Linked DNA regions of Homo sapiens: region 2 is linked to region 1. A link is a loop called in an ENCODE intact Hi-C map of the cell type or tissue named here. Cell type or tissue: OCI-LY7. All regions are shown on one strand. Links, peaks and the distances in the headings refer to the core of each region. The heading gives the core; the rest is flanking DNA. Region 1 has its middle 15 kb from the start of RASSF2. Region 2 overlaps SLC23A2 (solute carrier family 23 member 2).

Region 1 (15,423 bases), core at 8,698-11,197:
ATATATATGTATATATATGTGTGTGTGTGTGTATATATATATATATATTACCATGGTGAAACTACACAGTCTGTGTTTGGCATAGGAAAGGCCAATCTACCACCACACCCACCATGCACACACACATGCACACACACAACTCTGTTGTTCAGAGCTTTCCAATGAGCCAGAAAGAGACTTCTTGCTAACATTTAAGGAAGACTTTGTCCTGGATAGATGATAATTGGGACCAAGAATTTTCTCATGAATTCAGAAACTTAATGAAAAAAAATTATCTATAAACAATTACTCCAAGAAAAGTTACAGGCCAGGTGCAGTGGCTCGCACCTGTCATCCCAGCACCTTGGGAGGCCAAAGCACGCAGATCATTTGAGTCCAGAAGTTTGAGACCAGCCTGGGCAACATGGCAAAAACCCATCTCTGCAAAAAAAATTAAAAAATTATCTGGGCATGGTGGCACGTGCCTGTACTACTTGGGAGGCTGAGGTGGGAGGATCACTTGAGCCCAGGTGGTCAAGGCTGCAGTGAGCCAGATGATGCCACTGCACTCCAGCCTGGGCAACAGAGTGACAGCCTGTCCAAAAAAAAAAAAAAAGAAAAAAAAAATCAAGCAAGCACAAAAGAAAGAAAGAAAGAAGACAACGAAAAGAAAAAAAAGAGAAATTACAAGTGCACCAGAAAAGAATTACAAGACAAGGGAAAGAAGAGAAATATAAGCTACCAGGACTCAGGAAAAGAAGTGAAAGAGAAGAATAAAACTATCACAGAAACAAAAGACCGAATGGAGGAGCAAAACGCTATGAAAATTCAGCTAGAAGCCTGGAAGGTACATTTCAGAAAAATGAATGCAGTAACATGGAGAATAACAGTGAATTTTAAGACGAGAAGAAATAATAGATATAGAACAAATGCAGAAGAAAGTCAACATATGTATAATTGGCATTCAAATATATACACTAAAAAAAACTTTCCTAAACTGAAAATGTGAATTTATAGATTGAAAGACCATACTATGTTCTGGGAAAATGGATATAGTTTTTTCTAAACTATGCCCAATGTATGTTTACAGCCAAATGTATGTTCCTTGAGATATGAGGATGGGGGTTTTTGTCCTTTTTTGTTTATTGCTGTGTTCCCAGTGCTTAAAATAATGCCCCCAATGAACATTCAGTAAATGAATTGCTAAAGTAACAGATTAACCAATACCAACATATCCTATTAATAGTGCCATGCTTCAAAGATAAAGAGTTTCTGGTTATTCAGTAGAAAGATCAGATCATCCATTAAAAAATAACAGCATGTCTTTGCTATTGTGAATAGTCCTACAAGGGCCAAGTGTGGTAGCTCACACCTGTAATCTCAGAACTCTGGGAGGCCAAGACTGGAGGATCACTTGAGCCCAGGAGTTCGAAACCAGCCTGAGCAACACAGTGAGACCCTGAATCTACAAAAAAAATGTAGAAGTTTTAGAAAATAATGCTGTGATGGACATGTACACCATGGAATACTATGCAGCCATAAAAAAGAACAAGATCATGTCCTTTGCAGCAACATGGATGGAGCTGTAGGCCATTATCCTAAGTGAACTAACATAGTAACAGAAAATCATATACTGCATGTTCTCACTTAAGTGGGAGCTAAACATTGAGTACTGGGGCCTACCTGAGGGTGGAGGGTGGGAGGGAGGTGAGGATCGTAAAAACTTCCTATCAGATACAATGCTTATTATCTGGGTAATGAAATAATCTGTATACCAAACCCCTGTGACACACAATTTACCCATATAACAAACCTACACATCTACCCGTGAACTTAAAGCTAAAAAAATCAGATTGACTACAAACATCAGCACAGCAAGATTCAAAGCTAGAATACAATGAAACAATCTTGTGCCACATATGCTACTATGGTGTCCTCAGAGAAAGAAAACATGATTCAGGAACTTCATATCAACCCAAACTGTAGTCCAAATAAAGAACATGCATATATTTTCAAAACTACAAAAATTCAGCTACCTTGAAGAAAATACAGAAAGACCAAGTTTAGTAAACAAATGAGAAACAGAAGCAAAAACACCAATAATGAGCACTGAATACATTTATGTTTCGGGATTACAATTAAAACAACTATTGGAATTATGGTTGCGAAACAAAACAAATGCTATAAACCATTATAAAGCAGAAACTGTAAAACCCAATGAAGGTAAGAATGCGTTAAGTATCTTGATTTTCTCATTTTTTTGTAGTTGAAGGCCAAGAAAAGATACGTTTAAAGTCTGTAGCCCAGCTATTAGGGATACAAATAAGTGTGAAGTTATACAAGAACCCTCTAGAGAGAGGCTGTTGGCCAGAGGTAGCATCTGCTTCTTTGGTGGTCTTGGAGCTTGAGAGTGTTGATGTCATTTGGTGTGTGGGGACCAAAGATAATGAGCAAACTGTAAAATGCTTGACTGTCTTGGACAAAGACGATTTTTCTCATACAAACACTCACAGTGTCCCTACGGAACAGTAAAGCAGTAGAACTAATAATAGCAATAACCAGCCCAAATTGAATGGAGGAGAGAAGAGAGAGGATTTGGGAGAAAGTGGTTTTGTCATTACTCTTGGTGAAGAGTCAATTGATTATATCCGAAGAAATGTAGGATTGAATAAATTATATACAAATATGAGTGTTCTTTTGTACTATTTGACTTCCTTTTGTTCCATGTGCATATATTAACTAGTCAAAAAAAAATAGTTAAGCCAAGGCAAGAGGATTGCTTAAGGCCAGGACTTTGAGATCAGCCTGGGCAACATAGAGAGACCCCATCTCTACAAAAAATTAAAAAATAAAAAATTAGACAAACATGGTGGCTTGCCCCTGTCATCCCAGCTACTCAGGAGGCTGAGGTGGGAGGCTCACTTGAGCCTGAAATGTGGAGGCTTCAGTAAGCTGGAATTGCACCACTGCACTCCAGCCTGGGTGACAGAGTGAGATCCCAGCTTGAAAAAAACGGTTAAAAAGTAAAGATACTAGGGTCAGGGAAGAGGGTCGGGGGAAGGCAGGTAGGGAGAGGTGAGCTGGGGAAGCAAGTCATTTAGATACTGGAGGGGATGGATCCTGAGAGTATCCAGCATGCTGCCCTCTCTCTAGGGTTATATCTAGAAGGATGGGAGTGGACAATAAGACCGTCAGATTTCATACGAGTTTGGGATCTGAAGGTAGAGACCTGCCCCACTTCCCATCAGTCATCTGGAGTAACATGGTACCCATGGCATAGGGCTGCCCAGGCATCTTTGGTGGCAGAGGGACCTAAGTAGACCCAGAGAGCTTCTAGGGGATGTAGGATGTTATAGGAGAGCAGCTAACATTTCCCATAACCCTGAGAAGGGCATGGAAGTCAGATGGGAGAAAGCTGGGGAACTGAGGGCATCTCATGGTTGGAACAAGGGGACCCATGAGTCTTGCCAGAGACCACATGGAAGCTCAAACATCTTGGGAGTAGCCAGGGAGGAAGGATGCTGTGCCCAGAACCATGACGACATCCATGTTCCATCAGCCCACCACCACCGAAACAGAGATGAGACCCTGGCGAGAAGGTGGGAATGGGACTGCAGAAAGGAACATTTCAGAAGTAAGTAAATTTTAACCTAAAATGACCACATTTCTCAGAAATTGACCAGCATGATTTTTGCTGCCAGCCAAATGGAGGTTCAAAGTAGAGATTAAATTTCATATATATATATATATATATATATATATATATTTTTTTTTTTTTTTTTTTTTTTTTTTTTTTTTTTTGTTGAGACAGAGTCTCACTCTGTTGCCCAGGCTGGAGTGCAGTGGCACGATGTCGGCTCACTGCAACCTCCGCCTCCTGGGTTTAAGCTATTCTCCCGCCTTGGCCTCCCGAGTAGCTGGGATTACAGGTGCCCGCCACCACGCCTGCCTAATTTTTGCATTTTTAGTAGAGACGGGGTTTCACCATGTTGGCCAGGATGGTCTCGATCTCCTGACCTTGTGATTCACCCACCTCGGCCTCCCAAAGTGCTGGGATTACAGGTGTGAGCCACTGCGCCCTGCCTAAATTATATTTTTTTAAAAAGTTTCAGGTGCTCTGTGTGGAGGTTAAAGGTAGAGACCAGGGATGTAATACAGTCACTACACAGAAGCCCCTAGGAAGACAGGACTCAGTGTAGAAGAGAACTCCCTCATAAAAGGAGTGACATCTGGGTCAGGTCTTAAGGGTGAGATGGGGAAGGACATTCTAGGCAGAGGCAGCAGCAAGTTCAAAGCCATGAGGAGCCTGGCTCGACCAGAGAACAGCGTGTGGTCCAGCGTGGGTGGAACAGAAGGTGGGAGGTGAGAGGTGTTTCATGTTCCACTTATGCAGCCAAGAAACAATATTCAAGACAAGTCAAATTCCCTGATTCCTGTCGTGTTTCAGGGACACAGCTCACCTTCCCCTATGTGTGTACTTGGTCCAAACCACAGGGCCAGACGGGGAGCCAACGCCACCTCTCACGGCGATGCAGAGCCAGCTGAGAGGAGCCAGCTGGGAGAAGTTTCTTGGAGGACAGACATGCTTCCTGGGCCAAGAAATATCAGGAAGAAGCCAAGGAGGGGAGGGCTGGACAGCACAGCCAGCAAGACTGGTCCATTGACCCATTCCAGCCTGTCATGAGATGCCTGAGACGCTGACCCTCCGCCCAGAGCTGGCCAAATCTCTGCAGATGCAAAGCCAACTCCCAGGGCTTTACCACTTTGAGACTTTGACCGCCCATCCTTCCTGCCCCTGGCCCAGCCCACCCTCCTCCGTGCACAGAGATGAACGTTCAGCATGTTCTCTCCCACACTTGACCTAATCGCTTTGCTATGGAGACTTCCCCGACCCAGCAAGCAGCCCCACGCCTTCCTGCTGTGCTCTGATTGAGAACAGGCCCAAGCTATCCAGGCCTTCCAACAACCTTAACCTCTTCCTCCCCAGACCCAGGCAATCAGGAATGGTGGGGAGGAGAGACTTGAAGCATCTAAGTGACTCAACAGAGAATGTAATTATGATATCCAGTCAATTGGCTCTTGTTCTGAAGGAATGATGACACCGTACCCAGGCAAGCAGGGAGGAGATGGGCATAAGATGAGATGGGAGAGGCCATGTCATGCCTTGTATTGCAGGCCACGATGAGGAGCTGGGGGTTTCAGTCATATTGCAATAGGATGCCCTTGAATCATGGGTTTATTATAGGAGTTAGACCTTATGTCCTTGTGGGAAAAGCTGGTGAGGTAACACCTGTAAGGATCACTGGAAGATCAGAAAGATGTCACAGTGGAAACGATGAAAAAAATCTACGGAAGGCTGTTCTTTGTGTGTAGTGGTAAACCTGGGTCAGCCAGGGCAGGCTACAAAGAAAAGCTTGACACGAAGTGGGAAAAAGCAAACATGAATGGAGACCCAGGAAGCCACAGCAAAACCCATGAGGACAAATTGGAACCTGTCTGTCTTTCATACATCTGGAGTGACCTACAGAAGACGTCTGTGGGCTGGGTGCGGGTGGCTGACGCCTGTAATCTCAGCACTTTGGGAGAGTGAGGCAGGAGGACTGCTTGAGCCCAAATGTTCAAGACCAGCCTGGTTAACATGGAGAAACCCAATCCCTACAAAAAAATACAAAAATTAGCCGGGCATGGTGGTGTGTGCGTGTAGTCCCAGCTACTCAGGAGGCTGAGAAGTGAGAAGATTGTTTGAGCCCAAGAGGTCGAGGCTGCAGTGAGCTATGATTGTACCACTGCACTCCAGCCTGGGCAATAGAGTCCCTGTATCCAAAAAATTTAAAAATTTAAAAAACCCTCAGAGCTGCAAATGTAGGAGGTCCAATGTGAGGAGCAGGAGCTGTCGGTCTGACTGGCCTCAGGCAGATGAGGCCATGGGGATGGGGACAGATGCAGCTGTGGTGGCATCTAGAGCCTGCACCCATCTTCCAAATGTAACAGCTGCTGCTGCTGTCTGTCTCTTTCCAAATCTTGCACAAGTTACTCCTGTGGCCAGCCCTGACCTGGACACACAAAGGGGAGGGAATTCTGGGAGATATGACTCCAGCTTAGCTTGGTTGACACAGTACAAGCTACTGCAGAGTCCAAAACAGAGATGGAGTATAGAATAAATTGAGAGCTTTCTGTAATTCTGGTTTTGTTTAGTGTTACGAACGCGCTTGTATAAACTTAGGATTGTTTCTGAATGTGGTTTTGAGAAGTTGTATTTGTAGGAGTGATGGCATAGGATTTCTTTGTTCCCAATTTTTTTTTTTTTTGCATTTTTCCCTTTACTTGATAAGTGCATTTGCCTTCTGTTTTTCTTTTTGAGATCTACACACTTAAACCCTTTAATGGCTGTACCATTAGAAGTGCTTGATCTTAAAAAAATTGCAAGGGGATGCCATTGAAACCCTTTAAACTAGGAAAAGATGCAATCAAATTTACAATAAAAATATCACAGTGGCTGCCGTTTATACAATGGAGTGGCAAGGTGCAAAATTAAAACATGTAAACTGGTTAAGAGATTACTATGGAAGTTAAGAAACGAAACTGTGGTCATTTGGACTACAGGGGTGGATCAGTCAGCTATTGCCACAGTATTGCTGTGTAACTAACAAGCCCCTTAAAATAATGATAATTGGTAGGGAGCAGGTGGGATAGCTCTATTTCCTGCTGCAGCTCTGCCCTGTATGTCTGTCATTCTCCAGGCCCCAGAGGCTAGCCAGAGCATGTTCTCTTGATGATGTCTGAAGTGCAAGACAGCAAGCCCTGCCACACAAGCACATTTCAAGTCTTTGTGACAGCTCATTGGCTGAAGTCAGCCAACACGGCCAAGCCCAAGGTCAAGGCATATGGAAGAACATACCACCTTTAGTGGGAGGGGCTGCAAAGGCACATGGCAAAGGATATGGACTCAGGGTGAGTGAAGAACTGAGAAAAGTGATGCGATCTACTATCAGGGGTAACAGTGGATGTGGAGAGACAAGGGTAGACTCAGGAGGTGGTTGCAAGAAAAACCCACAACATGTGGTGATAGATTGAGTATGGAAAATGACAGAGAAGAAGGAATCACTCTGACAGCCAGGCTTTGAGAGAGGCTGATGGGGCTGGAGGAGAAGCATCTTTGGTGGAGAGGGACGGCAATGTTTCCAGTTTGAGAGGCATCCCGTGGTGGCTTCAGGTGAGTAGAGGGTCCTAAGTTCTGGAACTTGGAAACAAGGTCCAGGTAAAGGTTTAGAATAGTCATTGGCTTGTCAAAGCCTACCAAGTGCTTTGTGAAGTATTTGCTTGTGGCAATAACTTGTGACACCACAGGAGATCTGTCCTCCTTTCCCCAGCCCCACACCCTGCCACGGACCTCTGAAGACACCAGACCCCACGTGATTAAGTTCAAGGGGCATCATGCTGCCATGTGAGAAGACGATTCTCACTCAGGATCAGAGAGGCTGAAAGGAGATATCTGCATTTGGGTGGAGAGAGGGTTTTTGCTATTTCGTTTTGAGAAAATTATTTTTAGAAGCTTCAGAGTGATGGGCAACTTCTTCTTATCTCCACTCTTAGAAGGAGACATCTGTGAAATTCAGTGGTAATTGTGTGTGTCATAGTTCCTTCAAATGCAGACACTGAGACATAGACTCGAATGCAAGCTGCAGAGCTGGAAGGTGCACGGTGGGGAAGTGAAGGACCCCCACATGGGGTGTGTGGAGCAGGTTACCATCGTGGGACACTGGGAGGGCGCAGTCCCACCGGGAACTCTGGGAAAGTGTAGAGCATGGTTCTGCTACCCCACTTGAGGGAATAAAGAGCTGACACTGATCCCTTCAATCATGAGTTGAGGGCTGCCCTGCGGGCATTATCCCCTGGCACTTCCTGTTTGTTCAAAATGTTCCCATGGGCAGCTTCAGTCAGGTAAGTGCTGACAGGAGGTGGGTGGACACTGCCAGCATCTCCCACAGTGGGGAAAGAGGTCATCCTGTCCATCACACAGAGAGCACGAAAAGGAACCCTCCACCCTGCAACGCGGCCAGAGCCACAGGTGTTGGGAGGAGGGAAAATAGTGATCACTTCCAGAGTTTCTGGGAGCCATGGGTTCTCCCTGGGATGCCCTGATGTAGAGGCACCTTAAGAGAGCATTCCAGGGATGCACGTGGATTGTTCCCCTAGGGTGGGATTGACAGGGGGGTAGAATGTGACTTCAGTTCTGGGGGAAGTGCCCCACTCAAGAATGCAGGTTCTTTGGCTATCCCAGATGAGAGAGGCAGCCTAAGTGGCCCTGAGGTGAGAGAAAAGGCCACTTGGACATCAGTAGCCACACAATTACTGATGTGTGTGTTCCTGCCTCTCCCACTTCTGGGGTACACCTGCCTTCCGTTGAGCAAACTCCCATGATGCCCAAGCCTTAAGCAGAGGAAAAGCAAGACGTACAGATACTTGAGGCCAAAATCTGTCAGTGTTGGAAACTGTTCTCTGCAGCTGCAGGGGAATGCAAGTGGGCCAGGGGGATAGAGAACAGGAATCTGAATGCACAGTCAGACAGGGCCGTGGAACACCCCCAACCCCTAGGCACCATACTGTGGCCCCATGCTCTATGGGGCTGGTGAGCCTGGAGTGAGGGAGGAAATTAGTGGGTGGGGTGTGGCAGTGGAACTGTACCAAACAGATCCTGAGTAGGACTGGAAGCCCCCTACCAAAATGCCTGTGCTGGGGAAGACCAAAGGAAAATTCTAATGAGTTCTCAACATCAAGAGAAGAGCAATCATAAAACAAATGTTTCATTTTTGAAACATTCAATTTGTGCTTCTGCTACCTCAGATGAGAATACGAACCATGGCCATGGGGAGAGTGGGCAGCCTGAAGAGAAAAAAGACCCGAGGTAGGGTCTGCTAGTTGGGGTGGGAGCTTCCCTTTAAAACCTTTTGTAATTTCCCCATCTGTAAGATTACGTCCTGAAGGTTCATCACGGCTGATGTCTTAATGTGGCTTCACCCAACAGCAGCCCCTGCGTATTATCTATTGCTACAGAACAAATTACTGCAAAAGTTTGCAGCTTAAAACAATAACAAACACTCATTATTTCTTACAGTTATTGTGGGTTATGGATTTGGGAGCAGCTCAGCTGAGTGGTTCAGGCTCAGGGGCTCTCACTGGGTTGCTATCAGGATGTCAGCTGGAGCTGCAATCATCTGAAGGCTTGACTGGGGCTGGTGAATCCACTTCTAAGATGGCTCAGGCAGATGGATATTGTCAGAGGGCCTTGGTTCTGTCCCTTGATAGGCATGCTTGCATGCATCCATGGCATGATTCAAAAGAACAAGGTGGAGATTTGTAAAGTCTTTTATGACCTAGCCTTGGAAGACACACATCACAGCTACTGTAGTCTATTCCTTAGAAGCAGTCACTAAATCTGCCCGTACTCAAGAGGAGGGAAATTAGCTCCATCTATTGAAGGGAGGAGTGTCAAAGAATTTGTGAATATATTTTCAAATCACCACACCTTGAGACAAGAATTTGGGTGCACATGGTTCCCCCTGTAGGCAACTGCAGCTCAATCCTGTAGGTCCTCTGCGATACTGTGTGGAACATTCCTCTGAATCATCCTATCGGAGGGTAGAAGGCTGGGGCATTTTCCCACTAAGTCCCGCCTTGCATTGTTAAGATTAAGATCCTGCCTCCCTCACTTCCAGGATATACCTGCTGTCAGCTGAGGAAACTCCCATGATACCCAAACCTTAAGCAGAGGAAAAGCAAGATGTACAGATGCTTGAAGCAGGAAGCTGTCAGTGTGCTGGAAACTGTCCTCCTTTGCAGCTGCAGGGGAATGCAGGTGGGCCAGGGGTGTAGAGAACGGGGAGAGAACATCATCTGCTGAGGCCTACAGGGCAGCCCATTAGCCAGCCCTTGCTAGAGGCTCCATTTTCATTACTTACTTCTCTCTGTTCACATTGTATGCACCAACAAGGCTGAAGTGCTTGTTGCTCCCTGCACCTGCTCTGCTGTTTTATGCTTCCTTGACTTTGCTCAGTCAGCTGCCAGACCCCAGCATGAACAAAAAATTAGAAGAGCTCCTAGAAAGAGTTGAGAATAGCACCAAAAAAAAATTTCTGGAACTAAAAAATTTAGTTTTATCATGAATATTTACATACACACAGTAAAACATATAATAGATCTCCATATGCCATCAGCCGGATTTAACAGCCATAAAGATTTTGCCACACATGTTTCATCAACTTCTTGTCTTCTGTCAGTAATTTTTCCCATTAACCTTTAAAACTGTGATAAAATGCACATAATTTTTCCATCTTAACCATTTTTAAGTTTATAGTTCAGTGGTATGAAATACATTCATAATATTGTCATCACTATCCATCTCTAGAACTCTTTCATATTGTAAAACTGAAACTCTGTCCCCATTAAACAATAACTCTTGGCGGGGCGCGGTGGCTCACGCTTGTAATCTCAGCACTTTGGGACGTTGAAGTGGGTGGATCACAAGGTCAGGAGTTCCAGACCAGCCTGGCCAACACAGTGAAACCCCGTCTCTACTAAAAATACAAAATTAGCTGGGCATGCTGGCGGGCACCCGTAATCCCAGCTACTTGGGAGGCTGAGGCAGGAGAATCACTTGAACCTGGGAGGCAGAGGTTGCAGTGAGCCGAGATCGCACCACTGCACTCCAGCCTGGGAGACAGAGCTAGACTCCGTCTCGAAAAACAAAACAAAACAAAACAAACAAACAAACAAACAACTCTCCATCTCCCCCCTGCTCCCATCCCCCAGCAACAGCCATTCTACTTTCTATGATTTTGATTACTCTAAGTACCTCATATAATTGGAATTATATAATATTTGTCTTTTTGCGACTGGCTTATTTCACTTAGCATAATGTCCTCAAGGTACAACACAGATAAATGTGTCAGAATTTCCTCTCTTTGTAAGGTTGAGTGGTGTTCCATTGTATATTTATACAACAATTTGCTTATCCATTCATCCATAGGTTGAATGGATTTGCTTATTCATTCAACCCATGAACACTTGGGTTGCTTCCATTTTTTTAACTTGTGAATAATGCTGTTGTAAACATCAGTGCCCAGATATCTTTGGGACCCTGCTTTCAGTTCTTTTGGGTATGTACCCAGAAATGGGATTGCTGAATCATATAGTAATTTTTTTTTGAGACAGCCTCACTCTGTTGCCCAGGCTGGAGTGCAATGGCACGATCTCAGCTCACTGCAACCTCCACCTCCCGGGTTTAAGCGATGCTCCTGCCTCAGCCTCCTGAGTAGTTGGGATTACAGGTGCATGCCACTCGCCCGGCTAATTTTTGTATTTTTAGTAGAGACAGGGTTTCACCATGTTGGCCAGGCTGGTCTCGAACTCCTGACCTTGTGATTCACCTGCCTCAGCCTCCCAAATCATATGGTAATTCTATTACTATTTTTTTGAGGAACCACCATACTGTTTTTCATAGTGATATACCATTTTACATTCTCACCAACCGAGCACAGGGATTCCAATGTCTCCGCATCCTCACCAACACTTATTATTAATATTTTCCATTTTTTTTGATAGTAGCCATCCTAATGGGCATAAAATGATACCTCATTATTGTTTTGATTTGTAGTTCCCCAATGATTACTGAGGTTGGACATCTTTTCATTGCTTATTGGTCAATTGTATATTGTATTGTATTCTTTGAAGAAATGTCTATTCAAGTCCTTTGCTCATTTTTGAATTGCATTGTTTGTTTTTGTTGTTGTTATTAGGGGTTTTCTAAATGTTCTGGATAGTAATCCCTTATCAGATATATGATTTGCAAATATTTTCTCCCATTCTGTGGGTTGGCTGTTTACTCTGATATTATCTTTTGATGCACAATTTAAAAAATGTGTATATAGTCCAATTTTGTCATGAAGATTTTGCCCTATGCTTTCTTTTACGAGTTTTATAGTTTCAGATCTTACATGTAGGTCTTTGGTCCCTAATGAGTTAATTTTTGTATATGGTGTTTGGTAAGGGTTCAACTTATTCTTTTCTCTATGGATATCTAGTTTTTCGGCATCATTTGATGAAAAGACGGTCTTTTCTCCTAATAAATGGTCAAAATAAAAACCATTTAACTGGCCGGGCGTGGTGGTTCATGCCTGTAATCCCAGCACTTTGGGAGGCTGAGGCAGGTGGATCACCTTGAGGTCAGGAATTTGAGACCAATCTGGCCAACATGGTGAAACCCCATCTCTACTAAAAATACAAAAATTAGCTGGGCATGGTGGTGAGTGCCTGTAATCCCAGCTACTCGGGAGGCTGAGGCAGGAGAATAGCTTGAACCTGGGAGGCAGAGGTTGCAGTGAGCCAAGATCATGCCACTGCACTCCAGCCTGGTGACAGAGCAAAACTCCATCTCGGGGGGAAAAAAAACAACCATTTGACCATATGTGTGAGGGTTTATTTCTGGGTTCTCTATTCTATAACATTGGTCTATCTATCTGTCTCTATGATAGCACCACACTGTTTTGATTACTGTAGCTTTGTTCAACTATGTATTTTAAAGCAAATTTCGGACACCATGTCATATCACCCCTACATATTTCAAAGCACATCTCTTAAAAATATGCATGTGCTCTCATCTAACCACAATTTGACACATGCTTTATCTCTCCACCTTTTTTTTTTTTACTTCGTGAAAGTATTTTAAATATAATTCTTTTTCTTTTTCTTTTTTTTTTTGAGACGGAGTCAGCCTCTTTTGCCCAGGCTAGAGTGCAGCGGCACGATCTCGGCTCAAATGCAACCTCCGCCTTCCAGGTTCAAGCAATTATTCTGCTTCAGCCTCCCAAGTAGCTGGGATTACCATGCCTGGTTAATTTTTGTATTTTCAGTAGAGACGGGGTTTTGCCATGTTGACCAGGCTAGCCTTGAACTCCTGACCTCAAGTGATCTGCCTGCCTTGGCCTCTCAAAGTGCTAAGATTACAGGCATGAGCCACTGTGCCCAGCCTTTTAAAGAGAATTCTTTAAGCACAATTATCAAAATGTAATTTTTTATGGCACAGGATCCCTGCATACAAATGTAACTTTTAAATTAACATATTTGGTTGATGAATTAAATGAAAGGATGGCCAACACAGGAAGCTAACAGATAGTGGAATAACAAGTACTGATTTTAAAAAATAAATAAATAATAAAACAGCAAACTAAGAATCTTTTCTACTAGACTAAGATATCACTGACATGTCAGAGTAAAAAAAGTTATGGACACGAGAAACATCAGAATGTACTGTACCTTAGAATGAAATCTCACAGAAAAGAACTCTGTCTAAAAACAAACGACTCAGGCTGGACACGGTGGCTCAGGCCTATAATCACAGCACTTTGGGATGCAAAGGCGGGTGGATTGCCTGAGACCAGGACTTCAAGACCAGCCTGGGGAGCATGGCAGAACCTCATCTCTACACAACATATTAATACAAAAATTAGCTGGGTGTGGTAGTATATGCCTGTAGTCCCAGCCATTTGGGAGGCTAAGGTAGGAGGATCCCTTGAACCTGGGAGGTCAAGGCTGCAGTGAGCTGTGATCATGCCACTACACTCCAGCCTGGGTGACAGAGCAAGGCCTGTCTCAAGAAAAGGAAGGAGGGAACGAAGGAAGGAAGGAAGGAAGGAAGGAAGGAAGGAAGGAAGGAAGGGGAGGGGAGGGGAGGGGAGGGGAGGGGAGGGGGGAGGGGAGGGGGGGAGGGGGAAAAAAAACCAAATGACTCAAAACAGAGATATCAAGTTGAGACAGAGTAAAGAAAAGAGGAAACAGTGGTGAGCAATAGACCTTTCAAAACACATAGTGAAATCTAACAGGCTAATACACTGTATAAAATTGTGTAGTATAAGCACACAGTAAGAATTTATAGCTAGAAGAAAGAATACAAGAGAAATTCAAATAATCAGCTGAAATGAAGAGTATTAACTTATCTCTGCAAAATTTAGGAGTTATGCCACACGTGATGGCTCACGCCTGTAATCCTAGCACTTTGGGAGGTCGAGGCAGGCGGATTGCTTGAGCCCAAGAGTTTGAGACCAGCCTGGGCAATATGGTGAAACCCCATCTTTACAAAAGATACAAAAATTAGCCGGATGTGGTGGTGCATGCCTGCAGTCCCAGTAACAGGGAAGCTGAAGCGGGAGGATCACCCGAGCCTGGGAGGTTGAGGACTATTTGCCGAGATTCCAATATGGATTTGCCTTATTGTAACAGAGACAGATAGATCAGTGGAAGAACCAATCATAAATATAAATTCCAGAAGCATAAAACACTTAAATGTAAAATATTAAATGATAAAAATCAAGAATGAAGTATCGGACCACACATACAACCTAGGGATGGAGAAATTATCTAAAAGAAAACAGGAAACCCACTTGCTCTGCAGATCCAGATAGTTAACTAAGCATTTATAAAAGCTTTTTATGTATTATGGATATTCAAATCTTTATCTGTATTGCAAATATTTTTTCCCAAATTTATTTGTGTGTAGACTTTAATTATCTCTTGCCAAGAAATAGCAATAGGCAAATAAATTTGGGAAAGAAATATTTGCAATACAGATTAAGAGTTAAATACCCATAATACACAAAAAATAACTCTCACAAAACAAAAGATAACCTAAAAGACAAATGGCAGATGACCTGTGCAGCAAATCACCATGGCACATGTTTACCTGTGTAACAAATCTGCACATCATGCACATGTACCCCGAACTTAAAATAAAAGTTGAAGAAAAAAAAGAAAAAGAAAAATGATAAAGAATATGAATAGAAAATCCATAGAAGGGCAAATCGAAATGGCTGAGAAATAGAAAAGAACTACTTGAACACATTCGCGATCAAGGAAACACAACTTCAAGGAAATACCACTTAAGGTACCATGAAATGTATTTATTAGACTGACAAAATTTAAAACGTAACAGCATTATTGACAGAGATGAAGGAGTGCGGAATCGGGTAAGGTACTTTCATACTTTCTGGTGGAAATGTAAATTATTATAGTTTTTTGGAAGGCAATCTGGTAACGACATCCCTTAAAATTTAAAATACCCGGCCTGGCGTGGTGGCTCACCCCTATAATCCCAGCACTTTGGGAGGCCGAGGCGGGCAGATCACCTGAGGTCAGGAGTTCAAGACCAGCCTGGCCAACATGGTGAAACCCTGTCTCTATTAAATACACAAAAATCAGCTGGGCGCGGTGGTGTGTGCCTGTAATCCCAGCTACTCGGGAGGCTGAGGCAGGAGAATTGCTTGAGTCAGGGAGGCGGAGGTTGCAGTGAGCCAAGATTGCGCCATTGCACTCCAACCTGGGCGACAGAGCAAGATTCCGTCTCAAAAAAAAAAAAAAAAAAAAAAGGAAAATGAAAAATACCCGTACTATTTA
Region 2 (15,423 bases), core at 8,685-11,184, 77 kb after region 1:
GGACCGGGTGTGGTGGCTCATGCCTGTAATCCCAGCACTTTGGGAGGCCGAAGCAGGTAGATTCCTTGAAGCCAGAGTTCCAGGCCAGCCTGGTCAACATGGCAAAACCCCGTCTCTACTAAAAATAGAAAAATTAGCCAGGTGTGGTGGTGCACGCCTGTGATCCCAGCTACTTGGGAGGCTCAGGCTGAGGTATGAGAATTGCTTGAAACTGGGGGGCGGAGGTTGCAGTGAGCTGAGATTGTGCCACTGCATTCCAGCCTGAATGACAGAGCAAGACTATCTCAAAAAACATTGTACTGAAGTTATAAAACAAAGAGAATGTCTTTGTTTTAAGGAAATACACATGCAGTATTTTCCCTAAATAAAGAGGCATTATGTCTGTGAGATTTGAACAGCTCAAAAATAATAATATGCCTACAAGAAGGATGAAGAAAATACAGTAAAATGTTAACATCTGGGGCATCTGTTTGTGTGTACCTATGTGGAAAGTGGTATGGAATATACATACAGGTTGAAAATGCTTGGAACCCAAATGTTTTGGATTTCAGATTTTTTTGGGATTTTGAAATACTTACTGGTTGCGCATCACAATCCCAAAACTCAAATCCAAAATGCTCCAATGAGCAAGCATTTCCTTTGAGCATCATGTCGGTGCTCAAAAAATTTCAGATATTGGAACATTGCAGATTTCAGATCTCAGTTTTAGGACGGTTACTCTACATCAGGTTGCCAGCCGCTGGTTACGTAGAATATATAAAGAACGTAGGGGGCACATTTTCAACTTTCTCCATTTTTTGGACTGTTTACTATTAGACAATCATGTTAAAATGAATGTCATTTTTTTTTTGGAACAACTAGTCCTTTAACAAAAGATAGCTTAAAGAGAATCCACAGGGATCAAGTCAGAAAAGGTCTCTTTTGTTTTGAGACAGTCTCACTTTGTCACTCAGGTTGGAGTGCAGTAGTGCTATCTTGGCTCACTACAACCTCTGCCTCCTGGATTCAAGCAATTCTCTTGCCTCAGCCTCCCAAGTAGCTGGGATTACAGGCGAATGTCATGAAGCCCGGCTAAATTTTTTTGTATTTTTAGTAGAGACGGGGTTTCACCATGTTGCCCAGGCTAGTCTCAAACTCCTGAGCTCAGGCAATCCACCCACCTTGGCCTCCCAAAGTGCTGGCATTACATGCATGAGCCACCCACCTGGACCAAGTCAGAAAAGGTCTCTAACAAAAAAAAGTAGATCTCAAAGTTACAGAAGACAAGTTTATTTTATCTTGTATTTAATATGATAATTGCAACTAAGCATTTGAAACAACGGGCAGCAAAAGGCCCAGTGGCACACAGGGCAGCACATCCAGTGCAGGCTCTTTAATAACCAGCTTACATGCCACTCTGCTCACACTGGGGCAATCCGGCTTCCTGAGAGCCTTCCACTACTTTTGGCCGGGTATGGTGGCTCACGCCTGTAATCTGAGCACTTTGGGAGGCCAAGGCGGATAAATCACCTGAGGTCAGGAGTTTGAGACCAGCCTGACCAACATGGTAAATCCCCAACTTTACTAAAAATACAAAAAAAAATTAGCCTGGTATGATGGCGTGCGCCTCTGGTCCCAGCTACTCAGGAGGCTGAGGTAGGAGAATCGCTTGAACCAGGGAGGCAGAGATTGTAGCGAGCAGAGACTGGGCCACTCCACTTCAGCCTGGGTGACAGAGTGAGACTCTGTCTCAAGAAAAAAAAAAAAAAACAGCCCGCTGAGGGTCTGGCTTAATGACTAGCATTTTATTTATTTACTTTTTTTGAGACAGAGTCTCACTCTGTCATACAGGCTGGAGGGCAGTGGTGCCATCTCAGCTCACTGCAACCTCTGCCTCCTGGGTTCAGGTGATTCTCCTGCCTCAGCCTCCCAAATAGCTGCAACCCAACCACAGGCGTGTGACACCCCTCCTGGCTAATTTTTGTGTCTTTAGTAGAGACGGGGTTTCGCCATGTTGGCCAGGCTGGTCTTGAACTCCTGACCTCAAGTGATCCACCCATCTCGGCCTCCCAAAGTGCTGTGATTGCAGGCATGAGCCACCACGCCCAGCCCAACTAGCACTATTTAATATGTAGCAGCTCTTCTCACTGCCCTCCTCATTTCATAAAGTAAGAAAAATGGCCAGGAAAATATTAAGATACTCCATTTCATTGGTATTCAAGGAAATACAAATGTATCAATGTTTAGACAATGAAAAAATGTTCACCCAAACAGGAAAATGAACATCTAGCATAAATGTGCTAGAGACATTTTTCCTACAACTGGATCCCTCCCATCAGTAAAAGGTAAAGCTAAGCCCCAAAGTGTTAATGCTCATCACTATTTATTTCTAAAGACGATCTCCAGACAGAGAAGGAGGAAGTCTGAAAACATGACAGCCTGGAATCATGGCATAGAGGATTATATGTGGCCCACCAAGTCTGTGAAGAAGCCCTTTGTTACAAGATGGACCGTGTGAAAGCTGCGGCCCGGCAGTGTGGGATGTGCCTCAGCTGCAGACCACAGGCACCAATCCACATGCCAAACACCACTGCACTAACCTTTGGGGAGCAGCTTGGAACCCCGCACTTCTGGAATTTCAGTATCTCTGCCTGAATCTACTTTAATTAACCTCCATAAAATTTATAATAGCTCCAAGCAGCAGGAAAATAATAACAATATTGGTTGAGAGGCAAAAATGAAATTTCCATATCCCAGACTGGAATTTTGTTTAAAAGGGCATAAAATTTGGTTATTTCAGAATTTCAATACAATTTATTTGTTCTTAATCACTTTAGTGATTACACTGTGAACTCACCATGCTAATACCCAACTCAGGTACTATATTTGTATGTGTCAACTTCTGGGTGGTCTGTTATTAGAATACATAGTATACACTGTCTACAGTATAATACAGTGGTTCCAGAATAGAATTTCTCATTACATAAATTGTTTAGTTTCTTATTATGTCAGCTGAAAATTAGTAAATTTTCATAGTATAAATAAAACCTGTGTTTAAAATCTATCAAGTAAAACTCAAATGAAAGCCTCAGAGCTGCGATACAATTTGGAGATATCAGATTATCTAACTTCTCATATGTTAGACATCATGGCAGATACAAAGAAAAAAAGAAATCGGGATATCTGGACCTACTTTATTTTATTTTTATTTATGAATTTATTTATTTATTTTTTTTAGAGACAGGGTCTTACTCTGTCTTCCCAGTTGGAGTACAGAAGCATGATCTTAGCTCACTGTAGCCTCAAACTCTTAGGCTCAAGCAATTCTCCTGCCCCTGAGTAGCTGCTACTATAGGCACACATCACCACACCTGGATAATTATTTCTTTTTTTTTTTTTTTGTAGAGACAGGATCTTGCTACGTTGCCCAGGCTGGTCTCAAACTCCTGGCCTCAAGCAATCTTCCCGCCTCAGCCTCCCAAAGTATTGGGATTATAGGTGTGAGCCACTGAGCCCAGATTGGAGCCGCTTTGGGCAACTTTATCCTGACCTCTATGGTCACAAAGTCTGACCATTCAAGGAGATGGAACGAGGCACAGAGCAAAACAAAAATAAACAAAAAAACCACAAACACGATTCTCCCCACCTTAGTGTGCCATTTCCATTGGCACACTAAGGTGCCAAAGGTGCTACGGTCAAAACTCAAAGGCATTTTCATAGGCTGCATAAACCACTTGCTGATTTCCCTTATTCTCTTATTTACTGCACATGTATCTGTAACAGGCACGATGCTAATAACTTCACATATCATTTCATTCAATCCACAAAACAACCAGATGTTGACATTTTTATTCCCATTTTAGAGACAGGGAACTGAGGCCCAGAGAACTTCTATAATTTCCTCAGTCTGACTCATATTTGCACCCAGACCTGATGCCAGACCTCAAGCTCTTAACCACTTCCCTCTGCCATCTTGGCTGAGGCCTTTTTAAATACCTGGATCCTCCTCTATGGTTCTCACCTTAAATGCCATTAAAACAATCAAAAAAAAAAAAAAAAAAAAACTAGTAACTTCTATTCCCTATGGCTCCTCCTACTTCCCTTATGAAGAGAACACAGCCCCTTGGGAGTCAGAGACCAAGCCCCAGACGAAGGACATGCAAGTGTCTGAAAGGGATCCGGATCCAGATCCGGGGCAGCACTTGTGGGAGGGGATGGCGGTGGGAGTGGGGACACGGGGTGACGGAAGGGGTACCTTTTCTGCAATGCCGTTTTCCGTAGTGTAGATCGCCATGAGCTCAGTGTCCTCATTGTCCTGCTCACCGCTGGAGGTGGCGCCTCCATTTATCACCACCTGCAGAGACAATCCACTTAGAGGCTGTTTCAGCGTGAACCACATTTTCCTCCCCCCGAAAGCCATTTGTAATTCTCCTGGTGAGTGCATGACCAGGCATGGTTTTGATGGAGAAACATACTCCATGTACCGTATGGGGAGGCTGCCTTAGCAGAAGGCTCAGCCGGGGAGAAAAGAAATAAAATCCCAGGGCAACCTCAGCAGGGGCACCCCCACATCCTTCAGGGGAAGGGAAGTTTGGCTCAGAGGCCCATGCTGTTTGTGGACGAGGCCCAGGCTGAACAGGTGAGAGTACCCTGAGCTGCCTCGGTTAAGATCCCTGCCCACATAACCACCTGAGGCCGACTTCCTGCACCTAGAAGGGGAAATGTTCTAGCTGGAGGAACTCAAGCTTTGCTGTTCACCTAAGTAAACCAGCCCACTGGAGAACACTCCTCGGTAAGGGGCCACACCATCGTCCCGGGTTCTGCCAGCCAGTAGCAAGAGCCATAAAATATTTTTACTTTTTAGCCAAACGGTTCCACTTCTAGGAATCTATACTGGAGAACAATAATGAGAACAAAAGCTTTAACCCAAAGAAAGTAATCACTGTTTATAATAACAAATAACTAGTTTTTGTTTTTTTAGGTTTTGTTGTTGTTGTTGTTGTTGTTTCGTTTTGTTTTTGAGACGATGTCGCGCTCTGTCGCCCAGGCTGGAATGCAATGGCGTGATCTCGGCTCACTGCAACCTCCGCCTCCCAGGTTCAAGCGATTCTCCTGCCTCAGCCTCCCGAGTAGCTGGAATTACAGGTGCCCACCACAACACCTGGCTAATTTTTATATTATTAGTAGAGACGGGGTTTCACCATGTTGGTCAGGCTGGTCTCGAACTCCTAACCTCAGGTGATCCACTCACCTCAGCCTCCCAAAGTGCTGGGATTATAGGCATGAGCCACCACACATGGCTCAAATAACTAGTTATAGGCCACTGACACCCAGAATACTACAAGGGAAAAGATTTTTACACAGAGTAATATCAAGGAAAATGCACATGTAATAAATATTAAGGTAACTGTATATATGGTTAACAGTGCAACTACATTTAAAAACTACAGATTTAAAAAGTATATTAAAAGTTCAAATTCTGGCATTGTGAAATACACTAAAAGCAAGCAGAAGACAAGTGATGGCCTAGGAGAAAATACAGTGCAGCAGATATAAAAAGGGTCAGTATCAATATGCGTAAAGAACACCTCAAACCAATAATAAAACCAAACGATCCAATTCATCCCTGAGAGGCCTAAGGAAAAAGGATGGAAAGGAAATGGGCAAGGGCTAGGAATATATCATTCATAGAAGAAAAACATATATACAATAAAACACATGAAAAGCTGTTCCATATCATTTTAAATTATGGAAATAATTATTAAAATTTTATTTTAAAAAAAACAAACTTAGAGGGAAACTTAAAAAACTGAACCAGGTATTGACCAAGGTATGGGGGAGAGTTACTCTCCTGTGTTCTTGGAGAGAACATGCTCTTGGTGGAATGGCCTTCATGGAGGGAAATTTGGCAATGGGATTTAAAACAGGTATTTCTGTGGATCCAGCAATTATACTCATAGAAGCTTATCCTCTAGAAATATCCATGCAGGTAATATATATATTCAAGGTTGATCACTGCTGTAATTTATGAAATACTGAATACTTGGGGACAACATAAATGTCCATCAAAAAGACACAGTTACATTATTATACACTCATTTAGAGGAGATAATCAGCCATTAAAAATAATAAAGCACTGGACACGGTGGCTCAGGACTGTAATCCTGGCACTTTGGAAGGCTGAGGCAGGCAGATCACCTGAGGTCGGGAGTTCGAGACCAGCTGGCCAACACAGTGAAACCCCGTCTCTACTAAAAATACAAAAATAAGCCAGGCATGGCGTTGCACATCTGTAGTCCCAGCTACTCAGGAGGCTGAGGCAGGAGAACTGCTGGAACATGAAAGGTGGGGGTTGCACTCCAGCCTGGGTGACCGAGCAAGACATCGACTCTAAATAAATACATAAATAAATAAATAGCTAGCTGATGTACTAATTAAAAAAAAACTCCAAGAAATACTGTTTTTAAAAAGTTATAAAACAATAAGCCTAGAATTATCCCAACTGAGCTAAAAAAGAAAATTGTAATGACCCCACCACTTGTCTAAAAAGGACAGAAAAGCATACAGGAAAATCACAACCAGTAGGAAGGGTGCTGCCTTAGGGACAAGAACGGCAATAGCAGACACCTTTCATCTTTTTACTCACAACCCTTTGTAAGTGTTTGGATCTTTTATGATCAGGATGTATTTGTGTTATTTGTATACTGCTTTTTTAAAAATGGATAATTTAAAAAAAAAGACATACTCCAAAATGCTAACAGTGGTTGTCCTTAATTGGTAGGGCCATTTTTGCCAACTTTTTCCCCTTTTTATATTTTGGTCATTTCCTAAAATGAGTAAGTACAATTTATTTTGATAATAGGGAAGAAATTTAAGACTAAAATCCTAGCAGTACAGCTTGGATTGAGGAGGTCCAGAGAGATTCCCAATTCATGTGTTTTTGTAGTCAAGGAAATCAGGGCAGTGAAAAATTAGGTTTCTCATTCAAGGTCATACAGATTATAACCTAGGTCTGAAGTGGGTTTTTAAGTATGCCAGAGAGGCCAGGCGCAGTGGCTCATGCCTGTAATCCCAGCACTTTGGGAGGCCGTGGCAGGCAGATCACCCGAGATCACGAGTTCGAGACCAGCCTGGCCAACATGGCAAAACCCCATCTCTACTAAAAATACAAAAATTAGCTGGGCGTGGTGATGGGCGCCTCTAATCCCAGCTACTTGAGAGGATGAGGCAGGAGAATCGCTTGAATCCAGGAGGTGGAGGTTGCAGTGAGCCGAGATTGTGCCACTGTACTCCACCCTGGTCAACAGAGCGAGACTCCATCTCAACAAATAAAAAATAAAATAAAATAAAAATAAAAACTATGCCAGAGATCTCAATTAATTAGTACATACTCCTACAGAGCAGAATTCTCTTACATTACTTCAAATAAAGACCTGCTTTTAAAATTATTTCTCAAACATGTTATAGTTTTTTACACAAGCCAACTGAGTTTGTGGAGCTGGTTTACCTATAAAAACTGGCTGCTGGGAGGATACACATTCCTGGCCAAGTTCAGGTCCACGAGATGAAACTCTTAACTTACAGAGAGAACTGTGCTCCAAGTCATATCGCAGCAGTGCTCAACCCACTGAGAAGCCAAGAGCAACACGCTCTCAGGATGAACTCTCCTAAAACACGGATCAGTTACTAAATCATTAGAGAAACCTAGATATGATTGAAAGTCTGACTCTAGCCAAACTAACCTTCACCTGCATTTATCTCGGGTTGCTGCAGGGAACAGCAACTTTACCAGTAAGGGGTTTCCTTTGCAGGAGATGAAAATGTTTTGGAACCAAATGGACGAGGCTGTATAACACTGTGAGTGTATTAAAATATCACTGAATTGTTCACTTTAATTTCATGTTATGCAAACTTCACCTCGATACATTAAAAAAAATCATCTGTATACATGGCACTAAGAAGATAGATTTTGAAATGAGTTAGCAATTCCTACTGCTCCCCTGACACATTCCACTCACTACTTATACATACACAAATAAGTATAATGATCCCCAACTTAAATGGTTAAACTTAGGATTTTTTGACTTTACAGTGGTACAAAAGTGATATGTATTCCGTAGAAACTGTCAAGTACCCATACAACCCCTCTGCTCTTCACTTCAGTATTCAAGAAACTGCAAGAGATATTCAACACTTCACCATAAAATAGGCTTTGTGTTAGATGCTTTTGCCTAACTACAGGCTAATGTAAGGGTTCTGAGCACATGTGAGGTAGGCGGGGTTAAGCTATGAATTGCCAGTAGGTTAGGTGTATTAAATGCATTTTAGGGGTGTAACTCTGTCATAAGTCAAGGAACATCTGTATTATAAAATGCAGACACTCCTAAGCCTAGAAAAAAAGCTCACATATTCATTCATTCAACAAATTGTGGTTGTATCCCAGGCAATGAGAATGCAGTCCTGCCTCCCTGCAGGAGCTCAGTCCAGACTGAGTGCCCCGCCAAGGAATTCCGCTGTTACACAGGAGGCAGTCAGTAGCCACAAAGAAATGCCAAGAACAGGAGTGCCACAATCAGATGCTAGCACTGGACAGCCATTCTGGGTGCAGCAGGAGAGTGGATGGGTGGGGTAAAGGAATGACCCTTTGGCACACGAGGAGACAGGAGCTGGGCAAAGGTGTTAACAGTGGTCTGGGAAAGACAGTCAGCTTCAGGAGAGAGCAATGATGTGGACTTAATGCCCCCTGAAGATTGTCTGGATGGGAGCTCTGTGGTGAGTACAGCGGGGAGATGCCATCACAGCACAGCAGGGGGCACGGGAGTAAAGTGTCCAGGCTGGGTTTCTCAGCTGGGAAGCTGGGTGGATGGAGGTGCCAGTCCCAAAGAGACTGGCAGGAGGTAGGGGTGGAATGTTTGTAAGCCAATTCAAAATGTGTTTGACCCACAGAAATCATCCAAAAAAGGAAGGTTTACTTTGCCAGGCTAGTCCAGGAAGTTTATTTAACTGTAAATACTACTGACCTAGAAAACCTATGATTTGCACAGGTCCAGCTGTCTGTCCCTGGGGACCTCAGAGCCCAGCTTCCCCCTGCTACCCTCCTGTTGCCCAGCTGAGATGTAGCTCTCCTCTCCATGCTACCCCCATCCTCTAAGGAAGCCTGTAATAAGACGGGGACACCAGCTGGAAATGCTCTTGTCTGACTGGCTCGTCTCTGATCTATTTACGTGCAGGGGGCTGCCTAAATAGTTCTTGCCTAAATGGTTCTTACAGATGAAGAGTTCTACTGGAAGTACTAGTCTACCTTACCAACATTTTTTCCTTTGGCTTATTAAAATAGATACTCTAATGGCCTATTTTTAATGCAAAATTTAATTTTAAAAATCAAATGGTAAAAATCAGTTCTTGAGGACTGAATTTTTTATGGGAAAAGGATTAAAATGCTGATGATAGTAGCAAAGCTTCATATTTTGGAACTTTTAAATATTATTTTAACTGGGAAATAAAACATGTCTTGGGAAGCTTTCTAAACTTAATAAAGTCTGGTTTTCTTTTGGGTAACTAATAGATAACAGAAGAATCTTGGCATCGTTCACCTCAGGAAATTGATCAAGTTTTTATAAAAATATCAGCAGATTAGTATACCCCTTTTGGGAACAAGATGTCCTTTCTTCTCCAAAACTATCTTAAACTAAACTCGTGGCCTTAAGTTTTGTCTCCTAAACTAACATTGTACAATCAATCAGCTATGAAAGGAGGTTTTCTCTGCCTAACCAGATGATTTTGTCTCCAATATGCAATTGCATTTGCATTGTATTTACTGAGCAACGGACACATTTCCACACTCAAAGTCAAGTCTTACACTTGTCTTTTTGCTTGTGTTTTATTTTTACTAAGCTAAGACAATGGTATTAAAGTACTTATTTCTAAACAGTTCTCCTGAGATGGTCAGAGGTGTAGGAAGCAGGAGTGACAGAAGTCATTGCCTAGAGGTGTCAGTATCACAGCAGTGCCAGGCGAAACTGACAGCTGTGTGTGCCCACATTTCTCAAGCAGAAGTGACAGTGCATGTGCTGCTTCGTGACACCTGTCAAGCGGAGGGCACTAGCACCTGCAAAACCCCACACCTCCAATGAGAGTGTTCAGAACTCAATTTCCCACTTACTATATCGTGTCTGGCCGCTAAGAGAACCACTTTATACTAAACCAATCGCTTTCAGAATAGTAATAAAGTTCCCCAAATTTCTGCTTTCTATTCTTTTAAAAGAAAGGTAACACACAGTTATTAATCCCCCTCCTCAATGTGTGCACACACCGTTATTTCCTCTTGTATCCAAATCTACTCCACAATTAAAATGTGTTTTGAATACAGAAGATAATAGATTCGTGTTTCCCAGCCTTTACTGCAAGCTCCTTTACTATGAACATGAAAACTTTCCACCTACTTTCAATATTATTAGAAATTTCAAAATTAACCACTATGAAAAATAAATTCAAGTGAGTACAGTACAACATATTCTAAACACCCAAAGCTTGTCAATCTAGATTACATCATCTCAAAAAGATGCAGCAGCCGATAGATCTAACATGACACTAGCGACCTTGAATCTGGCTGATGCCGCAAAGCCTCTAATTTTGCTTTCACTGCCTCTTCCCACAGGATGGCTCCTGTAACTCCCCAGTGCAGGTGATGCTGCTGGATGGCTCAGCCTCCACCACTCGCCTGGCCCAGCCTGGTCTTCTTAGGGCTGCCTTCTCCAGAAGGCTAAGGCTGTGGCAGCCAGAAGCACCCCGGGGATTCCAGCTGCATCTCACCTGTCCCCCAGTAGGGCGACAAGAGGAGCCAGAAGGAGCCTTACCTCTCCCCATGCCGGCCCACAGCAGAGCTCGGGCGGGTGATGTGTCTGCCAAGGTCCACACTGAAACACTCTGCAGTGTGTGCTCCTCCCACACCCCAGGCAGGTGGTGCTGGTGACTGCTACTGTCTGCCTGGCACATATTCATGCCTGGCACTAGGTTGGGCACTTCAAACATCTTCCCTGCTAGGTGAGGTTTCTAAGAGATGTCCCTGGGGATCCTGTCCCCAGATGGATTCAAGAACAGATCCTGAGGCCACGCAGCACATTACAGCACTCCACCCAAAACGGACCGTCCTCTCCCATTCTTTCCAGGTGCTAACACATTACAGATAACAAACCCATGTCTCTAAAATGTAAATATGGAAGGGACACAAACCCAACAAGAAAAGGGCTAACATCCCAACAGGAAAATAACTAAGGAAATAAACATGCTTCTTGAACAGTAAAAAGATGCTCAACCTTACTCATAAGAAGATATACATTAAAACTATGATGAGAGGCCGGGTGCGGTGGCTCACGCCTGTAATCCCAGCACTCTGGGAGGCCAAGACGGGTGGATCACTTGAGGTCAGGAGTTCGAGACCAGCCTGGCCAACATGGTGAAACCCCATCTCCACTAAAAATACAAAAGTTAGCTGGGCATGGAGGCTCGCGCCTGTAATCCTAGCTACTTGGGAGACTGAGGCAGGAGAATTGCTTGAACCTGGGAGGCAGAGGTTGCAATGAGCCGAGAACATGACACTGCACTCCAGCCTGGGCAACAGAACGAGACTCCACCAAACTATAATGAGAAACCTCTTTCTACCTACTAATCGGGACAAGAGCCCAGTCTGACCACATATTCTGCTGCCAAGCATGCAAGAAAACAGGCATTTACACATTGCTGACGAAATTCCTCAACAGAGGGCAATTTGGTGAGTAGCCCCCTCAGCTTACCAAGGCACATCCCCTCTGACTCAAAAATCTCACTCTTGGAAATCTATCCTTCAATTACACCTGAGTGAAACAACTTATGTGCCAGGTTATTCAGGGTAGTGCTATTTGTAATAGCAAAACATTAGAAACAGTCTAGATGTCTATCTGCAGTAATTAAATAAATTATGGTGTATCTATACCATGGATCACTTTGCAGTTATAAAAAACAATGAAGATAATCCTTATACACTGACACAGGTATACAGAACATCATCTGTATATCAGAAAGTGAAAAGAGCAAGAACGGAGCTACAGACACAGATCTGTAGATACAGACACTTCCTTCTACAACAAAAACTGCTCCCCCTAAACAGAGACAGAGTAAACATCCCCCTATCCTAGGGCTATCAGTAATGACAGGCACAGATCTGGCTGGTGGTGCGGCTGGTTCTCCCTCTATTCCCTCAAAGTGCTATCAGATCCAGGGATCTTCTCTGTAATTGTTCTGTATGATGCAGTATCTTTGATCACCAGTATTACTCCGCAGGAATAAAGGGGCTAGGGAGAAGAATAGGCACAATGAAAGAATATAAATGGCCAAGGAATGCTGGCAGAAGTGTTTGGCTTCACTGAAACTCAAAATTAAAGCAATCAGATACAATAAGGTCAATATAAACTAGGCTGTTATTTATTATAGCAAAGCATTAGAAACAATCCAAAGTCCCAATGCAAGTGGAAAAGTTAGATCCATGATTTGCTATATGTCACAATTACAAGTTCTGTTTCTAATAACATTGAGATGCCACGATATGATACAAAGTTAAAGTCTTCATAAAGCAGATTGTGTGTTGATGAGAATTTTATAAAAGAACACTCAAATACTTGTCTTAAATCTCTGGAAAGAAATACATCAAGGCTGGGCACAGTGGCTCATGCCTGTAATCTCAGCACTTTGGGAGACCAATCACTTGAGCTCAGAAATTCGAGACCAGCCTAGGCAACATGGCAAAACCCCATTCCTACTAAAAACAACAATAACAACTAGCTGGGCGTGGTGGTGCATGCCTGTAGTCCCAGCTACCCAAGAGGCTGAAGTGGGAGGATCACTTGAGCCCAGGAGGTCAAGGCTGCAGGAAGCTATGATCATGTCACTGCACTCCAGCCTGGGTGACAGAGTGAGACCCTGTCTCAAACAACAATCACAACCAAAAAAAAAAAAAAAAGAAATACACCCAAAATATCAGTAAAATATTTTCTGTTACTACCAAAATAACAGAAAGTGGTGTTTTTCTGGCTAGTGAGATTTTAAATTATTTGTTTTCCTCATTTTACCATTCTGCATTTTCTGCAGTGAACTTATTTCTCTTGTAAATGAAGAAAGTTACACAAATAATGAAAAAGGGACAGAAAATACACATATGAGAACTACAAAAAAGAGGCAGAAGAACATATCAGCATTCTTGCTTCTTCCATTTCACCCCAACAATGTAGTTTGTACCGTAAAACCTAGGGAGAACTATGGATGCTTAAAAACATCCATTTTAAGGGCAATTTAAGAGGGTGGGGAATGTGACAACTGAGTGATTACTGCCTCGAAACCTCCAATATCATATCTTCCTCCTCAAGTACTTTATCAAATCCTAGCAAGAATGAACTTTTTCTCCAATAGAATTATGGGCTTAGATTATGGTAAAGAAATCAATCTGAAATATTTTATCTCTAATCATTAAAACTAAGAAGCCTGCCTACCTAGCTTAGGCAAATAAAAGTTAGTGGGGGTGGGGATTAGGAATTTAGAAGTGGGGATTCACCTAGAAGAAAGGAAATCTGAAGTAGTCCTGGAAGTGCAAAAGGCACAGGCAGGAATAGCAATCAGGGGTCAGAAGAGACCAAGGCTGTGGGGCAGGGAGATCACACAGAGGTTGTCACGATGATCCCAGGAAGAACTGATGCTGACCCACAGAAAGCGGAGACAGCAGGATGAAGGCAGGGGGATCACATGGGGTAGGAAAGGAAGGAAGCTTGTCAACTACTTCTGATGCATTCCTGTCACAGCATTTAGCAAGAGCAGAACAAACAAGAGGTCCTCTAAGGCCTTTTCCATGACCAAGATTCCATAAACCTGACCTCACAGAAATTAAGAGGTGAGAGGCCGGGCACAGTGGCTCACGCCTTTATCCCAGCACTTTGGGAGGCCGAGGCAGGAGGATCACTTGAGGTCAGAAGTTTGAGACCATCCTGGCCAACATGGTAAAATCCAGTCTCTACCAAAAAATACGAAAATTAGCTGGGCATGGTCGTGCATGCCTGTAGTCCCAGCTAGCTACTTGGGAGGCTGAGGCACAAGAACTGCTTGAACCCGGGAGGCAGAGGCTGCAGTGAGCCAAGATCACGCCACTGCACTCCAGCCTGGGTGACAGCAAGACCGTGTCTTTAAAAAAAAAAAAGCACACACACACACACACACAAGTAAGAGATGGCCAGAATGCTGATCAACTTCGTAAGCCTGCTATAGTAAGAGACTGTAGCAAGAACCTCTTACTATTTTCATTCGTAACAAATTGTGTGTCTCCCAACTATTAGATGTGTACTTTGTATTACTAACATCTCTCATTTCATTTAAAACTACCAAAACTCTGTTCAAATTAAAAGTATATTGCAATATGATAAACTTATCTGAAACCTCAAAACCAGAGGAAAAAAAATTAATTTTTAAGTTAAAAATCTAGGACTGGGTGTGGTGGCTTATGCCTGTAATCCCAGCACTTTGGGAGGCCAAGGTGGGAAGACTGCTTGAGCCCAGGAGTTCGAGACCAGCCTGGGCAATGTAGCGAGACCCCATCTTGAAGGGAGGGAGGCAGGGAGGGAGGGAGGGAGGGAGGGAGGATGGATAAGGAAAAGAACATCTTACCATGCACAAAAATCTTCACTTGCATCCCATCGTTTTGATGTTTTCATTTCAAAGCATATATTGGCATATTCCTTTTCTAACACTTTTTCCCCCCAACTTACAAATTTTAAAACAGAAAAGGGTGCTCATCTTGGTTGTTCCACTTCAAGCTGTTAAGGGCATCCCCTGCCTAAATCATGGCCATTATGCAGTATATTAAAACTCTCATCTTACAGAAATAGGAGAATTAAACCAATTCCCTGGGCCGACTCCAGGAAACAGTCTCTCTTCATCCTCAGGCCCTTCTTGGAATCATAGTCAATTCCAAAATCTATTATTCTTACAGAAAGAACATTTTCCCAGACAACTATTATTACCATCCAACTGAGACTTTTCGTTTTAAGATCTAAGTACTCCAAACTCTCTATTTAGGGATGTACAAAAAGGAACTTCACAGCACCTGGTACGAAAGTCACAAGAACAAGGACATGTTCTGGGCTTCTTTGCTTGGTTTTTAGAATGAAGGTAGTTGCACCAAAAAGCCTTTTTGCCTTCTTTTCACTGCTGAAAAGGGGCATGTTCAAATCTGTCATCACATAGTCAGGGGTTTAGAGGAACTGAAGCAGCCATTAAATGGTTTCTTCACTGTACCTCCCTACATCTTTCTGCCAAGGCCACTTGTCTTAAAGAAGGGATGGGAAGGAAACAGAAAAGGAAAGAAAGGAGCATGGGTCCCTGATCCTGGTGGCTGCCCTCCTCCCCTCCGCTCTGGGGCATCCTCAC

What was found. Hi-C counts contacts between places; a loop is a spot of excess contacts. Peaks named below come from ENCODE experiments on the same cell type or tissue, not always from the same donor. Only the 100,000 strongest peaks of a DNase experiment are listed, where the experiment ranks them.
Region 2: it touches region 1 in a loop (2.1-fold over the local background); 1 of 110 quality-filtered maps calls a loop at or near these places.

Annotation. Positions count from the first base shown.
Region 1 is chr20:4,831,136-4,846,558 of GRCh38, forward strand. No RefSeq gene overlaps it. Among named protein-coding and RNA genes, the nearest start is that of RASSF2, 15 kb to the left of the region's middle. RefSeq lists an enhancer at 4,666-5,165. In OCI-LY7, for the core only: no CTCF peak of the experiment used is centred there; a DNase peak (open chromatin) is centred at 9,916.
Region 2 is chr20:4,908,646-4,924,068 of GRCh38, forward strand. SLC23A2 (solute carrier family 23 member 2) reads right to left here. Exons shown (of 17, transcript NM_005116.6): 4 at 4,235-4,333. Among named protein-coding and RNA genes, the nearest start is that of SLC23A2, 85 kb to the right of the region's middle. In OCI-LY7, for the core only: CTCF peaks have their summits at 8,765 (motif pointing right) and 9,962; a DNase peak (open chromatin) is centred at 10,056; H3K4me3 peaks cover 411 bases.